Regions from separate parts of the Homo sapiens genome. Here region 2 is linked to region 1. Evidence: chromatin loops called from intact Hi-C (ENCODE). Cell type or tissue: tibial artery. All regions are shown on one strand. Each heading gives the region's core, and the rest is flanking DNA. Links, peaks and the distances in the headings are about the cores only. Region 1 overlaps PRR19 (proline rich 19). Region 2 overlaps ERFL (ETS repressor factor like).

Evidence for each region. Hi-C counts contacts between places; a loop is a spot of excess contacts. Peaks named below come from ENCODE experiments on the same cell type or tissue, not always from the same donor. Only the 100,000 strongest peaks of a DNase experiment are listed, where the experiment ranks them.
Region 2: it touches region 1 in a loop (19-fold over the local background); 1 of 110 quality-filtered maps calls a loop at or near these places.

Annotation. Positions count from the first base shown.
Region 1 is chr19:42,305,950-42,312,669 of GRCh38, forward strand. PRR19 (proline rich 19) reads left to right here. Exons shown (of 3, transcript NM_199285.3): 2 at 3,630-4,236; 3 at 4,322-4,865. The coding sequence starts at 3,636. The coding sequence ends at 4,791. Among named protein-coding and RNA genes, the nearest start is that of TMEM145, 4.0 kb to the right of the region's middle. In tibial artery, for the core only: no CTCF peak of the experiment used is centred there; no DNase peak of the experiment used is centred there; H3K27me3 peaks cover 3,561 bases.
Region 2 is chr19:41,910,281-41,917,000 of GRCh38, forward strand. ERFL (ETS repressor factor like) reads right to left here. Exons shown (of 6, transcript NM_001365103.2): 2 at 2,573-2,652. The coding sequence starts at 2,639. It also overlaps a transcript of ARHGEF1 not described here. Among named protein-coding and RNA genes, the nearest start is that of ERFL, 15 kb to the right of the region's middle. In tibial artery, for the core only: no CTCF peak of the experiment used is centred there; no DNase peak of the experiment used is centred there; H3K27me3 peaks cover 3,331 bases.

The DNA of each region.
Region 1 (6,720 bases), core at 2,650-6,649:
CATCCTCCACTTCCCAGGTTCAAGCAATTCTCCTGCCCCAGCCTGCTGAGTCGCTGAATATACAGTCGTGAGCCAATGCATGTGGCCTAATTTTTGTTCTTTTACAGGGTCTTGCCGTCTCCCTCAGGCGGGCGTGATCATGGCTCACTGCTGCCTCCACCTCCTAGGCTTAAGTGATCCTCCTGCATCAGCCTCCCAAGTAGCTGGGCCCACAGGCAAGAGCCACTGCGCCCAGCTTATTTATTTATTTAGAGACGGAGTCTCGCTCTGTCGCCCAGGCTGAAATGCATCTCGGCTCACTGCAAGCTCCGCCTCCCGGGTTCACGCCATTCTCCTGCCTCAGCCTCCCGAGTAGTTAGGACTACAGGCGCCCGCCACCACGCCCGGCTAATTTTTTGTATTTTTAGTAGAGACGGGGTTTCACCGTGTTAGCCAGGATGGTCTTGATCTCCTGACCTCGTGATCCGCCCACCTCGGCCTCCCAAAGTGCTGGGATTACAGGCGTGAGCCACCACGCCCAAAGCTAATTTATTTTTTGTAGTCAGGGTCTCCCTATGTTGTCCAGGGTGGTCTTGAACTCTTGGGCTCAAGCCAGCCTCCTGCCTCTGCCTCCCAAAGTGCTGGGATTACAGACGTGAGCCACCACGCCCGGCCAACTGTATAAGTTTTCTAGGGATTATGTCTGTGGCTGCTTGGGGGACAGCTGTGCATGGGGGCTACCATGACCCTTCTTCCCTTTGGCACGCCTGGTCTCAACTAGCCCTCGAAAGACCGCTGATAGCTATCTGAACCAATCAGCATTCAGGAAGGGGGCGGACCTAGTGAACCTCACAGCCAATTGAGGGCTGGGAGGTGCTGAGACCAAGAAAGGGAGATTTCTGAAATTGAGGCTGGGAGGGGAGGGGCTATAACCGGCGCTTCCCTGGCACGCGCCGCTAGGTTTCCGTCCTCTCAGAGCCACGAAGCCAAAGGGCATGGAAAGGGCACGCGCATGCGTGTGGGGGAGCCCGAGGCCCGGAACAGCGCCAGGTGACTTCGAGAGCTGGGGTCACCGCGGAAAAGAAGCCATTGCGCCCCACAGCTACGTGAAGTGGGAAGGGCCGGGGTTCGTTGGGGCGAGAGAGGTGCCCTTCCCACACCCTGCTCCTGCCAACCGTACCCCACTCCCTTCACTCTGCCCACCCTGCCCTACCGCGGCTGGCCACCATGCTTCCTCTCCTACCCTAGGCCCTTCCTTTGTGATCAGGCCCTGTCCCTGATCGCGCCTCTGTCTCCCTTCCTGTTCTCTTGAGGTTTTCTCAGGCTTTCCAGACTTCTCTTGCTGCTCTCCCTCTCCTGCTTCTCTTTCTCTACTATCTCTTTCCACTTTCTGCATTCCCCTGTACCTCGTCTACCCCTGGATTTCTCCGTCCAGAATCACTTTCTGGTCCCCCAAATCCCTCCAATCTCATGACCCCTTCACCACCCTCCATCTTTTGTTGTTGTTGTTGTTGTTGTTGTTGTTGAGACAGAGTCTCGTTGTGTCCCCCAGGCTGGAGTGCAGTGGCGCGATCTCGGCTCACTGCAACCTCCGCCTCCCGATTTCAAGCGATTCTCCTGCCTCAGCCTCTTTGAGTAGGTGAGATTACAGTCATTCACCACCACGCCGGCTAATTTTTGTATTTTTAGTAGAGGCGAGGTTTCACATGTTGCCCAGGCTGGTCTCGAACTCCTGACCTCAAATGATCTACCCACCTCGGCCTCCCAAAGTGCTGGGACTACAGGCGTGAGCCACTGCGCCTGGCCCCCACCCTCCATCTTTTTTTTTTTTTTTTTTTTTTTTTTTTGAGATGGAGTCTCGCTCGGTCATCCAGGCTGGAGTGCAGTGGCGCGATCTCGGCCCACTGCAAGCTCCGCCTCCTGGGTTCACGCCATTCTCCTGCCTCAGCCTCCCGAGTAGCTGGGACTACAGGCGCCCGCCACCGCGCCCGGCTAATTTTTGGTATTTTTAGTAGAGATGGGGTTTCACCGTGTTAGCCAGGATGGTCTCCATCTCCTGACCTGGTGATCCGCCCGCCTCGGCCTCCCAAAGTGCTGGGATTACAGGTGTGAGTCACCGCGCCCGGCTCACCCTCCATCTTTTAACTGTTTCCCCATGTCCCTGTTCCTAATAGCCTCTCTCTGTTTCCTGGCTTATCTTCCCATTAGCTGTGACTCCTTCGACTTCATCTTACCCCTGTGATTCCTTATCTGACCAAACCTTTTCCAATCTCTCTCTGCTCACTTATTTTCTCTCATCTTCTCTCTCTCTTTTAAGAGACAAGGTCTCACTCTCTTGCCCAGGCTGGGGCACAGTGATGCAATCATAGCTCAGAGTAACCTCCAACTCCTGGGCTCAAGTGATCCTCCTACCTCAGCTTCCCTAGCAGCTGGGACTACAGGTGTGGGCCACCGAATCCAGCTTTTTTTTTTTTTTTTTTTTTTTTTTGAGATAGAGTCTCACTCTGTCACTCAGGTTGAAGCGCAGTGGCGCAATCTCGGCTTACTGCAACCTCCGTCTCCTGGGTTCAAGCGATTCTCCTGCCTCAGCCTCCAGAGTAGCTGGGATTACAGGCGCGCACCATCACATACAGCTAATTTTTGTATTTTTAGTAGAGACAGGATTTCGGCATGTTGGCCAGGCTGGTCTCGAACTCCTGGCCTCAAGTGATCTGCTCGCCTTGGCCTCCCAAAGTGCTGGGATTACAGGCATGAGTCACCACACCTGGCATCATCCAGCTAATTTTTATTTTTATTTTTTGTAGAGATGAGGGTCTCACTTTGCTGCTCAGGTTGGTCTTGAATTCCTAGCCTCAAGCGATACTCCCGCCTCAGCCTCCCAAAGTGCTAGGATTACAGATTTGAGCCACCATGCCTGGCCTCATCTGGTCATTCTAAATAGTATTCCCACCACACCCCAAAACATCTCCCTATTCACTTGTTTTGTTTTGTTTTGTTTTTGAGATGGAGTCTCACTCTATTGCCCAGACTGAAGTGCAGTGGCACAATCGTGACTCACTGCAACTTCTGCCTTCTGGGTTCAAGCAATTCTCCTGCCTCAGCCTCCTGAGTAGCTGGGATTACAGGCGTGCACCACCATGCCCAGCTAATTTTTTTTTTTTTTGAGATGGAGTCTTGCTCTGTTGCCCAGGCTGGAGTGCAATGGCATGATCTCAGCTCACCGCAACCTCCACCTCCTGGGTTCAAGTGATTCTCCTGCCTCAGCCTCTTGAGTAGCTGGAATTACAGGTGCATGCCACCACGTCTGGCTAATTTTTGTATTTTTAGTAGAGATGGGGTTTCACTATGTTGGCCAGGCTGGTCTCGAACTCCTGACCTCAGGTAATCTGCCTGCCTTGGCCTCCCAAAGTACTAGGATTATAGGTATGGGCCACTGCGGCTGGCCAATTTTTGTATTTTCAGTAAAGACAGCATTTTGCCATGTTGGCTAGGCTGGTCTAAAGTGACCTGGCCTAAGTGATCGGCCTGCCTTGGCCTACCCCAGTGTTGGTATTACAGGCATAAGCCACCGCGCCCAGCCCTCCCTATTCACTTTGCTACTCCCCTTGACTTATCTGCATGCTGATGGCCACCCTATCTTTATATTCCAGGACACCATGGATACCCAGGGACCAGTCTCCCAGCCTTTTCAGCAGCCTGAGAAACCTGGTCGTGTCCGTCGTCGGAAGACTAGGCGGGAACGTAACAAGGCCCTGGTGGGCAGCCGCCGGCCATTAGCCCACCACGATCCTCCTGTGGCCATTCGGGATCCACCTGTGGTCCCTACTGCCTCCAAGCTCGTGGTCATAACCCAGGGCCGGCTGAGCCGGGAGCACCGGGGTCTCTTCAACCACGAGGTGAAATCCCTAGATGTTGCAAGGCTGCTTAGCAGTGGGACCCTGGTGCCAGGCAGCCCCACACTCCCCGCCAAGCCCTCCCCAAGCCCAGGCAGGGCCCAGGAACCAGCCCCACGGTCCAGGGACAAAGAGAACCAGGTGCCTGGAGGTTCGGGCCCAGGCCCACCCAGTTCCCCAGAGTTGTCTGGCGTGGGGCAGCTGCTGGCAGAGCTGCAGTGTCAGCTGAGTTTGCCACAGGCCTTCCCCCGGAGGAACCTGATTCAGGATGCCAGGGATGCCATCGTGCACACCTTGCAGGCCTGTCATGGTTGTGTGCCTGACCTTGCCCTGGTGCTTCGGGGCTGCCAGCCACCCTTGCCAGGTGAGCGTCCCTCCTGCCCCTGTACTCCCCTTTCCTTTGTCGGCTCTAGCTCAGCTAGCCTCTATGCTTCTTTCCTCTGTGCCAGGGGCCAAGCCTGGGGTCTCTGAGAGAAAGATGACACCCTTCTGGATTAATAGCCCTGATCAAGTCCCAGAGCAGGAGAGGCAAAGGAAGCAACAAGGGACAAAGGAGTTCACCTTCCCCATGCCCTACACCTCCAGCATGCCCACTGCGCACAGGGGGAGTCTGGCACCGCCAAGAGGTCCCTGGCCACCATACTTTCCCTCACTGTCTTCGCCATCTGGAACAGCCTGGGGTCCCCCAACAGCGTTTGACTTGTTAAAAAGCATCTGGCTGGTAGCCACGCCACCCCCTCCTCGGCCCTGGGGGGTTGGCCTCCCTCAGCCCCTGCCTCAGCCTTCATCACCCCTGTTGCCCCGAACCTCTGTCCTGGACTGGAGCCCCAGCCCCCCTTCCCCACTGCCCAGCCTCTCCTGGGTAGTAGCCCAGAGCAGTCCGGAAGCCTGGTCTTTTCCACCCATGAGACTGTACTGAGGAGAGGCTGAGGCTAGGGCTGGGGACAGATATCTTGTACTCCCAGTGACCTCAATAAAGTACTTTTCATGGTCCTCTTGATTTTCAGTGAGTTGCTGACTCAGAAGAGCAGCTTTTCTTAGCTCTGAGTTCTAGGTCCAAGATGGAGGGGAAGGTACTGTTGCTTGTTACCTTCATAGGGCCTGAGGAGCCAGCATGGTGGGGAAAATTGGGACTTCAATTAGTCCAACACATATGCCCACTGTGGCTAACTGTGTACCTGACCCTGAGCTCTGGTGATGCTGGGGCTCCAGAGTGAGTGAGACAAAGGCCTTGTCCTCATGAGGCTCCCAGTTTGGTGGTCGGCACACACAACCCCAGCTCCAGTGATTGTGTCTAGGAGAGCAAGAGAGGTGCAGGGGCTGGGGCAGTCCAAGGAGGGAGTGATGGCTGCCCTAGTGAGGAGGGAATTCTTCGTAGAAGAGCTGTGTTTTTCTTTCTTTCTTTCTCTCTTTCTTTCTTTCTTTTCTTTCTTTCTTTTTCCTTCCTTCCTTCCTTCCTTCCTTCCTTTCTTTCCTTCTTTCTTTCTTTCTTTCTTTTTTGGAGACAGAGTCTTGTTTTCTTGCCCAGGCTAGAGTGCAATGGCACAATCTTGGCTCACTGCAACCTCCGCCACCCAGGTTCAAGCGATTCTCCTGCCTCAGCCTCCCGAGGAGCTGAGATTACAGGTGTGCGCCACCATACATGGCTAATTTTTGTATTTTAAGCAGAGATGGGGTTTCGCCATGTTGGCCAGGCTGGTCTCGAACTCCTGGTCTCAAGTGATCCTCCTACCTTGGCCTCCCAAAGAGCTGCAATTACAGGCATGAGCCACCGTGCCCTGCGAACCCTCTATTTTTCAAGGGTGGTGGAAACTTGGTACTTGAGGAAAAGAACATTTCAGGCAAGGGGAACAGCATATGCAAGTCCTGGAGGAGGCTGCATAGCAGATACAGGGCCATTTTCACTCAGCAAATCCCTAGGCCATGCTGGGACCTAGAGTAAGCCACATCTGGGCCTGCCCTTGAGCGCCTCCTGGTCTGTGAACACAGGGAACAGTGTATGTGCAGGCTCAGGGCAGGAGTGACAGATCAGGGCTGAATCTGGCCCACAGGCTTTTTTTAGTTTCACCCACGATATGTTTTAAATGTTGGAATCAATTGCCTACTGTTACAAACCAGGCAGTTTGCTTTTTTTTTTTAAATTGCATTTCTGGCTTCTTTCAGAAGGAAAGAAAAAATAAAAAAGGATCTGGCAGCAGCACTACAATCCTTCCTGGCAACAACTGGCCAAGTAGCAGAGGCCCCCTCTTTGTGGGATCCATGCTCTCCATTAAAAATGTTTCACTTATATTTCCAGCTTGGCCCCTTGGCTTAGAAAATTTGTAAAAAATGGTATTTTGAGCAGCCCCCGTTTTCTGCAGTGGAGAAGGATGAAGCTAGAAATGTTTGTTGGAGTCTGATCAGGAAAATCAAGGTGAAGGGCATGGCTTCTACTCTGGAAAAGCCTTTCTAGGGCTTGCTGTTGTCCACTGGGAAACCATAGGGTTGATATCTGCATAGAGGGGACTGGGCTAGGAGATCATAGGGCTGAATGACTTGGCCCAGGTCTTATGGTGGACAAGTGAAAAAGTAGGGGTCAGGCTGGGATTTGAATGAACCCAAGCAAGTTATTTTAACTTGGATCTGAAACATGCTTTTGGCTATCTCACACTACCACCTCTGTCTCTCACAGCAACCCAGCTTCACAGCATGGTAAGCAGTGACAGGTCATGGTCAGGCAGAGGGGTACGGTGGTTATACTGAAGCCTCCACCACCACCATGTGGTGTAACAAGTGGCTTCCCCTCTCTGTGCCTCCATGGGCACTTTGCAGGGTGCATCAGATCTAGAACGCTGGCAACTCCAGGATG
Region 2 (6,720 bases), core at 831-4,830, 400 kb before region 1:
GGCAAGAACCCAGTCATCCAGGGACCCTGGGTTGGTACCAGTCTGATCCCCTACCTTGGCATAGCTCCCCCAGGCTCAGCATCCAGAGGTGGAGTTGGGAGGGACTGGCTTCCTGCACCCATGACAGTGAGGAGGAATGGGGAGGGGCACCCGCCTCCAACAGCGTTAGTCCTCTCACTGCCCCCAGCCAGCCCTAGGAGGTCTCTAGTCTCTTGTACCCTGCGGTGCCCTCAGCTCTTACTGTCTCTGTTCCCCATTCCCTGTCCCCTGCTCCACCTTTCGACATTCCCCAGAGCCCCCCACTGACCCATCCTGGCATATCCAGGCTGCAGCTCTGTGCATGTCTGTACCTGCCTGTGTATTTGTACCTTTCCCGTCCCTGTGTCCCCTCCACCCCATATCCATGCCCATGTCCGTCCAAGAGCAGTCCAGAACGATGTGTGTGTGTGCGTGGACACACACATGCCCACGGAAGACATGTCACACAGACATCAGTTCACTTGCCTGAGACACACAGCCACACTGGGACACAGGCACACCGGAGTGCCACACTCATGCTGGGGGCCACCAAGGCTGACATGGCAGACACAGGCTGCGCAAGACTCAAGGTCACGTCATCTCAACAACCCCACAGTGCACACCCATCACAACACAGAATTACACATCTCAAGACTGGGACTTACTAACAACACAAATGCCTGACAAGACACACACAGGACCCCAAATGCCCAAAGAACACACTGTACGATGGAGACGGTGAACACAGCACCAAGATATCCATGTCCCCAGACACACAGGGTGACAGCATGTCAGTAGAGCAACTTCCCAAACCTGCACACAGAGGCACCCACATGTCAGCACTGACACCCCCGGCTCACTCAGCATCACGTCTCACATGCAGAGGGGAGTACTCCACTGTCCACATACCCCCAGGAGCTGGGCACCCCGAAATCTCATCTCCCATGCAGAAGGCCCCAAGCCCTGGGTCCAACTTCTGTGTTCACTCTTATGCCACATCCTCTGTCCCCTTCCCCCTCCTCAGAGACCCCAGACCCAGGCATGAAAATAGAAGGCAGAGTGAGTCCATAAAAAGCTGGCAGCAGTGCAGGAGAGAGGAGACTGCTGTGCGCCAGGGCAGGGGAGACCAGCATCGCCGTGTCCACTTGCTGTGTGATTACGGGCAGGTCCTTACCCTCTCTGGTTTAGAACTGCACAGGTGGAAGGCAAGGGGGCGCAGGGTCCCACCCAGGCTGCCTGGTGTAGAAAAGTGGGTGCTTGTGCCTCCCGGCCTGAAGGCCGGGGAGCTCCAGGCAGTCTCCTTGAGGGAGAATTTTTATCTCCATTCATTTTTGGGTCTTTCTCACCTCCCATGACAGGGCTGGATCCAGACTCCAGCTCTGACCCATTCCACACCCAGAACACATCCTACTGGGGAGGCAACTGTATCACAGACACACCCACAGGACCCCAAGGTGACAAGAGGACACCCAACCCGATACTCCATCTGTCCTCAAATGCACACCCTCAAATATGTTGTACCTATGAGGCACAGGCACAGCTAGAGAGAGGACCCCCAAACTCAGTAGGCAGACACACACATGTGACAGACAAACCCCCAGAATTCACTCATGTGCACATGGACCCTACGCTGAAAACCAGACACAGCCCCCAACACAGAGGCCCAGGGATGCATCCCCCCCACAGCCCCAAATGCACCAAGACAGCCATGCGGAACGCCACACAACCCGAGACAGACCGCAAGAAACAGGCAAAGGCTCCTCACCCCACTCAGGCAGAGGCACAGTCGGAGAGCTGGCAGACGCCCCCATCCCAAAATGCGGACACGCCCAGCCCAGAGACACTCAAGTAGCCTCAGATGTGCACGTACAAGCAAATACACAAGCTCACACAAAGACAGGCTGTGCAGACACATTCTCCCAGTGTGACCCCTTCTAGAAACACTGAAGTGTGACACAGGGACACACTGAAATGAGACCCCAAATAACCAAGGACAGAGTCTCTGTCTGTCTCTCACACACACACACACCCCTCCCGCTGCACATCAGCATGGTGTCTGACCAGCTTCACCGTCCACCAACCCCGGTTGCAAGCTGTCCTCTTTCCTGGGTCTCGGTCTGGCCGGGTCGTGCCTGCACGTACCCCTGACTGGGCAGTGCCGTCTGTCTACCTGTCCATCCGTGCCTGGCCTAGTGCCCCCTCCAGCCCAGTCCCTGCTCTCTTTTCCCCGCAGGTCCTGCGTGGGAGCAGGCTGAGACGTGCGTGGCAGGGATGCCCGGGCCTCGGGCCCCTCCGTCCTCACCCCTCACTCACTTCCGTACCCTCCCAGAAGACCCACCTATCCCCCCAGCACGCAGGGGGCAGGGGAATCTGGCTGCGAAGTTTTTAGCCAAGTTTCTCAGAAGGGGTTTGATTTGGGGGACTGACCAAGACTGAGAGAGAAGGACCCACGGACTAGAGTGAGACACGTGGAGACACGGAGAGAAGGGGGATGCGGCTCACTGGGGAAGCCTGAGGGGTGGGGGAAGGGGTGGGGGAGGTCCGGGCCAGTTACCGGGGGTCCAGAGAGCCGGCAGGGCGGGCGGGGCGAAGAGAAGGTCGGAGACGCAGCTACAGTCCATGGCGGAGCCGGCCCTGCAGAGGCCGGGAGGGACACACGGGGACGGGGTGGGCAGGAGAGACAGACACAGGTCAGCCAGCGGGGCGCTGCCCGGGGCCTTCCCCTCTCCCAGGTCCCCACCCCAGCCTGACACCCTCTCCCCGCAATCCCTCCTGCCCACTCCCTCCCGCAGGCACCGCTCTGTCCCCAGCCGTTCCCGGCCCCGAGACCCCGTTCCTTCCCTCCCAGCCTCTCCTCCCGCAGCCTCCTCCTCACTCGGTGCCTCCATCACTAACTACGCCGCTCCCAGCCTCCCTCCCCGCTCCCCGCCACTCGCTCACGCTCTCACACTCGCTGGCTCTCACGCCCGCCCGCCCGCCCGCCGCTCGCGCCCCGCACCGTCTCTGCTGCCGTCTCCCGTCCCCGCTCTCCCGCCTGACCTCCCGGGTCGGTCGGTCCCTGCGTCTCTGGGTCTCCCTCTGTCTCTCTCTCTGGCTGCCCCAGATTTATCTTGTTCTATAACTTGCCCCCACACCCGCCCCACCCGGACGACCCCCAGGCGGGCTCTTCCAGCCCAGGCGCAGCCCTGACCCGCAGCCGCCCAGGACGGGCTGCAGGGGGGCAGGCCCAGCACCCCCTCCTCCAGTCCTCTACCCCACAGGGCAGCCCCCAGCGCCCTGCAGGAGGCCTCCACAGACCCTAGACCTGCTGCTCACCCTGAAGACCCCTGTCACTTGGATCTGCCTCCCTCCTCAGACACCCCTTCCCCTCACATCTGCCTCCCCTGTCAGACCCCCTCCCTCAGACACTCCCTCTCCCTAGATATCTTACGCCCCTAAGATACTCCATCCCCTCCTCACTCCAGTCTCCCCGCACCTTTCCCCCTCTTATGGCGCCTCCCCTCCACACACACACCCTTGCAATCCACTCCCTCTCACACCCCTCCGCAGACACACGCTGCCCTCGCGCTCCCGAGACCCCTCCCCTCAGGCACTTCAGCCCCTCACTGCCACCCTCACACCCCACCTCTGGAGCACCTTCTTCCTGGAGACCCCCCAGACGCTCTCAAAAACCCACTCCTCTTAGACACCCTGATACTCCCCACTGCTCCCATGCGCCCCCCAGCCAGAAACCCCTCAGACCCTGGCAGCCCACACTGTGTTCCCCCGTGAGCCCCGCCTACCCCTGGACACTGGACAAAACTTTTCAGACACCCCATGTCCCCTCAGACTCGCCCGGTCTCCCCACAGAGGCCCCAACCTCAGATGCCCCCACCTCCCATCTGCCTCCTGGAGCCTCCCCTGTCCCAGGCCCCCTCTGTTCCCACACCTGTCTCCCCGTCTTTCTCCATCTGCCCCGTCTCGGTATCTCTCCCTCTCCATCTCTGTCTCTCCGGTCACTTGGTCTCTTCTCCCTTCCGTCTCCCCCCACCATCTCCCTTCCATTTCTGTCTCTCTCCTCCACCAAGGGGGTCTCTCTCCCCACCTCACTGCCCTCTCCCTCTCGTCTCCATCTCCTCCTCCACCCCTCAGTCTCTTCCCTGTTTCTCCATCTCTCACCCCTGCTTCTTCTCCATCTGTCTCTCCATCTTCCCAGTGTGTCCATCTCTGTCTCCCTATGACTTTCTCCCCATCTCTGCTATCCGTCTTTCCCTCCCCTTCCACCATCTCTGTCTCCGTCTCTCCCTCCCTTTCCACCATCTCTGTCTCTCCCTCCCCTTCCACCATCTCTGTCTCTGTCTCTCCCTCCCTTTCCACCATCTCTGTCTCTCCCTCCCCTTCCACCATCTCTGTCTCTCCCTCCCCTTCCACCATCTCTGTCTCTCCCTCCCCTTCCACCATCTCTGTCTCTCCCTCCCCTTCCACCGTCTCTGTCTCTCCCTCCCCTTCCACCGTCTCTGTCTCTCCCTCCCCCTCCACCGTGTCTCCCCCCCTTTCCACCGTCTCTGTCTCTCCCCCCCTCCACCATCTCTGTCTCTCCCTCCCCTCCATCATCTCTGTCTCTGTCTCTCCCTCCCCCTCCACCATCTCCGTCTCTGTCTCTCCCTCCTCTTCCACTATCTCTGTCTCTCCCTCCCTCCCCCTCCAGCATCTCTGTCTCTCCTGTCTCTGCCCCCACCGTGTCCCTGTCCCGCGTCTCTCCAGCAGCCCCGCTCCCCCACACCTCTCCCCCACCCATCGCTCTCCCACCTCCCGCTCTCTTTGCCTCTCAGGGTCCCCCTCCTTCCTCCCCCCGCCCCCACCCCCTATTGGCCCCTCTCATTTCCGTGTTGGTTTTGATTTCTCTTCCCGACGCTTTCAACTCCCCGCCGCCTCCTCCGGACACGTTATAACGAGGAGCCGTGGGATCGGCGCTCCGGGCCCTGCTCCCACGCTCCCCCCGCCGTGTCTCACACGCGTCTCTGCCATCTCGCAGTCTCTGTGCCCAGCCTTCGTCCTGTGTCAGGCCCCACAGGGACCTGGACCCCTCGCCCTTGCCCATCGCCTCTGCCGCCCTGTCCCCGTCCGTCTGTCCGTCCCTCCCATCTCTGGGTCTCCATGCCTCCCTGTCTCTTGGTTCCCACGTCGTCTCCACTTCTGTGTCCCCACGTCTCTGTGTCCCCATGTCTCTGGGTCTCCACATGGCTCTGTTTTAATGTCTAGGGTCTCCACACCCCTGTCTCCGTCTCCACATCTCCATATCTCCTCCTCCTCAAGTCCCTGTCCTGTCCCCATGTCCCCCATCTCTGTCTCATCTGTCTCTGTCTCCATGCCCCATCTCCCTGTCTCTGTGTCTCTGTCTCCATGTCTCCATCTCCATGTCTCTATGTCTCTGTCTCTGTTTCTGTCCCGGTGTCCGTCTCTTGGGGTCCCTTTGATCTCACCCTGCCCCTGGCGCCCCCCTGGCCCCATTGATCGCTGATCGACTGATGGAGGGAGCGCGGCCTGCGGGGCCTGGGGCTGCAGGGCCAAACAGGGCCTGGCAGGACGGCCGGACAGATGGACAAACGGCCCCAGCCCCAGTGGCTGTGGATGGGGAGCAGCCACAATCCCCCACCCCCCTCCCCCCCGCCGGCCGGCGTGGTGCGGATGGGTACTCCAGGCAAGCTTTAATTTTTAATTTTATTTTGCTTCCTCCACCCCCCCTTCGCCCCCCATCTCTACCGCCCGCAGCCATGGCACCGAATGTGTGTGCGCATGTGAGCGAAGCGGTGTGCAGAGGCGCTGGGCAGGCGAGGGCCCTCCTCCCTTCTCTCCCTGCCAAGCACAACCACACAGACCCACACACCAACCCAGGCACGCACACCACCACGTCCCACACAGCACACATCGCACAGATGCACACACCAGCACAGCCACACACACACCATCACATACCACACACTGCATGAGCCCACATGTCAACAAAGTCACACACAGCACCACGTCCCACACAACACATCACACACACCAACAAAGCAACGCATACCACTGCTGCCACACACAACCCACATCACACAGATGCATGTGTCAGTAAAGTCACACACCAACACTGTCACAGTCACACACACACACATCAGCATAGTCACAGATGCACAGAAACAGACACACAGTTTTACACAAATACACACATGACACATCAATTCAATCTCACACAGAAACAAAGACACAAAATCACAAATCCTAGACACACTGTGTAAACACATAATCACACACTGAGGCTCACAATCAAATACAGAAACCCAGATTCCCAAGCACACAATCGCACACTGAGACAACAGCACACAGAAACAGACACACAGTCACACAACCAAGCACCACCGACCCTCGAGCGCATACATATGCACTTGGTCACGCATGGAGCCGTAGAGATACACACACCAGCACCAACCCAGACAGCCAACGCACACGGCCACACACACACCCATTCACAGACACAGTCACAATCACACACACACACCAAGATCACGGACCCAAACATACGACCGACAGCGGCCCCTGCAGAGGTACACACAGACACACCCAGACACACTGGGTAGGGGTGGGCACTCAGAGATGACCCCAACCCAAGGCCCCTGCCACTCCTGCTCCCACCATCCCCATCTGTCTGCCTGTCCCTCCATCTGTGAACTTCCCAAGCATGTC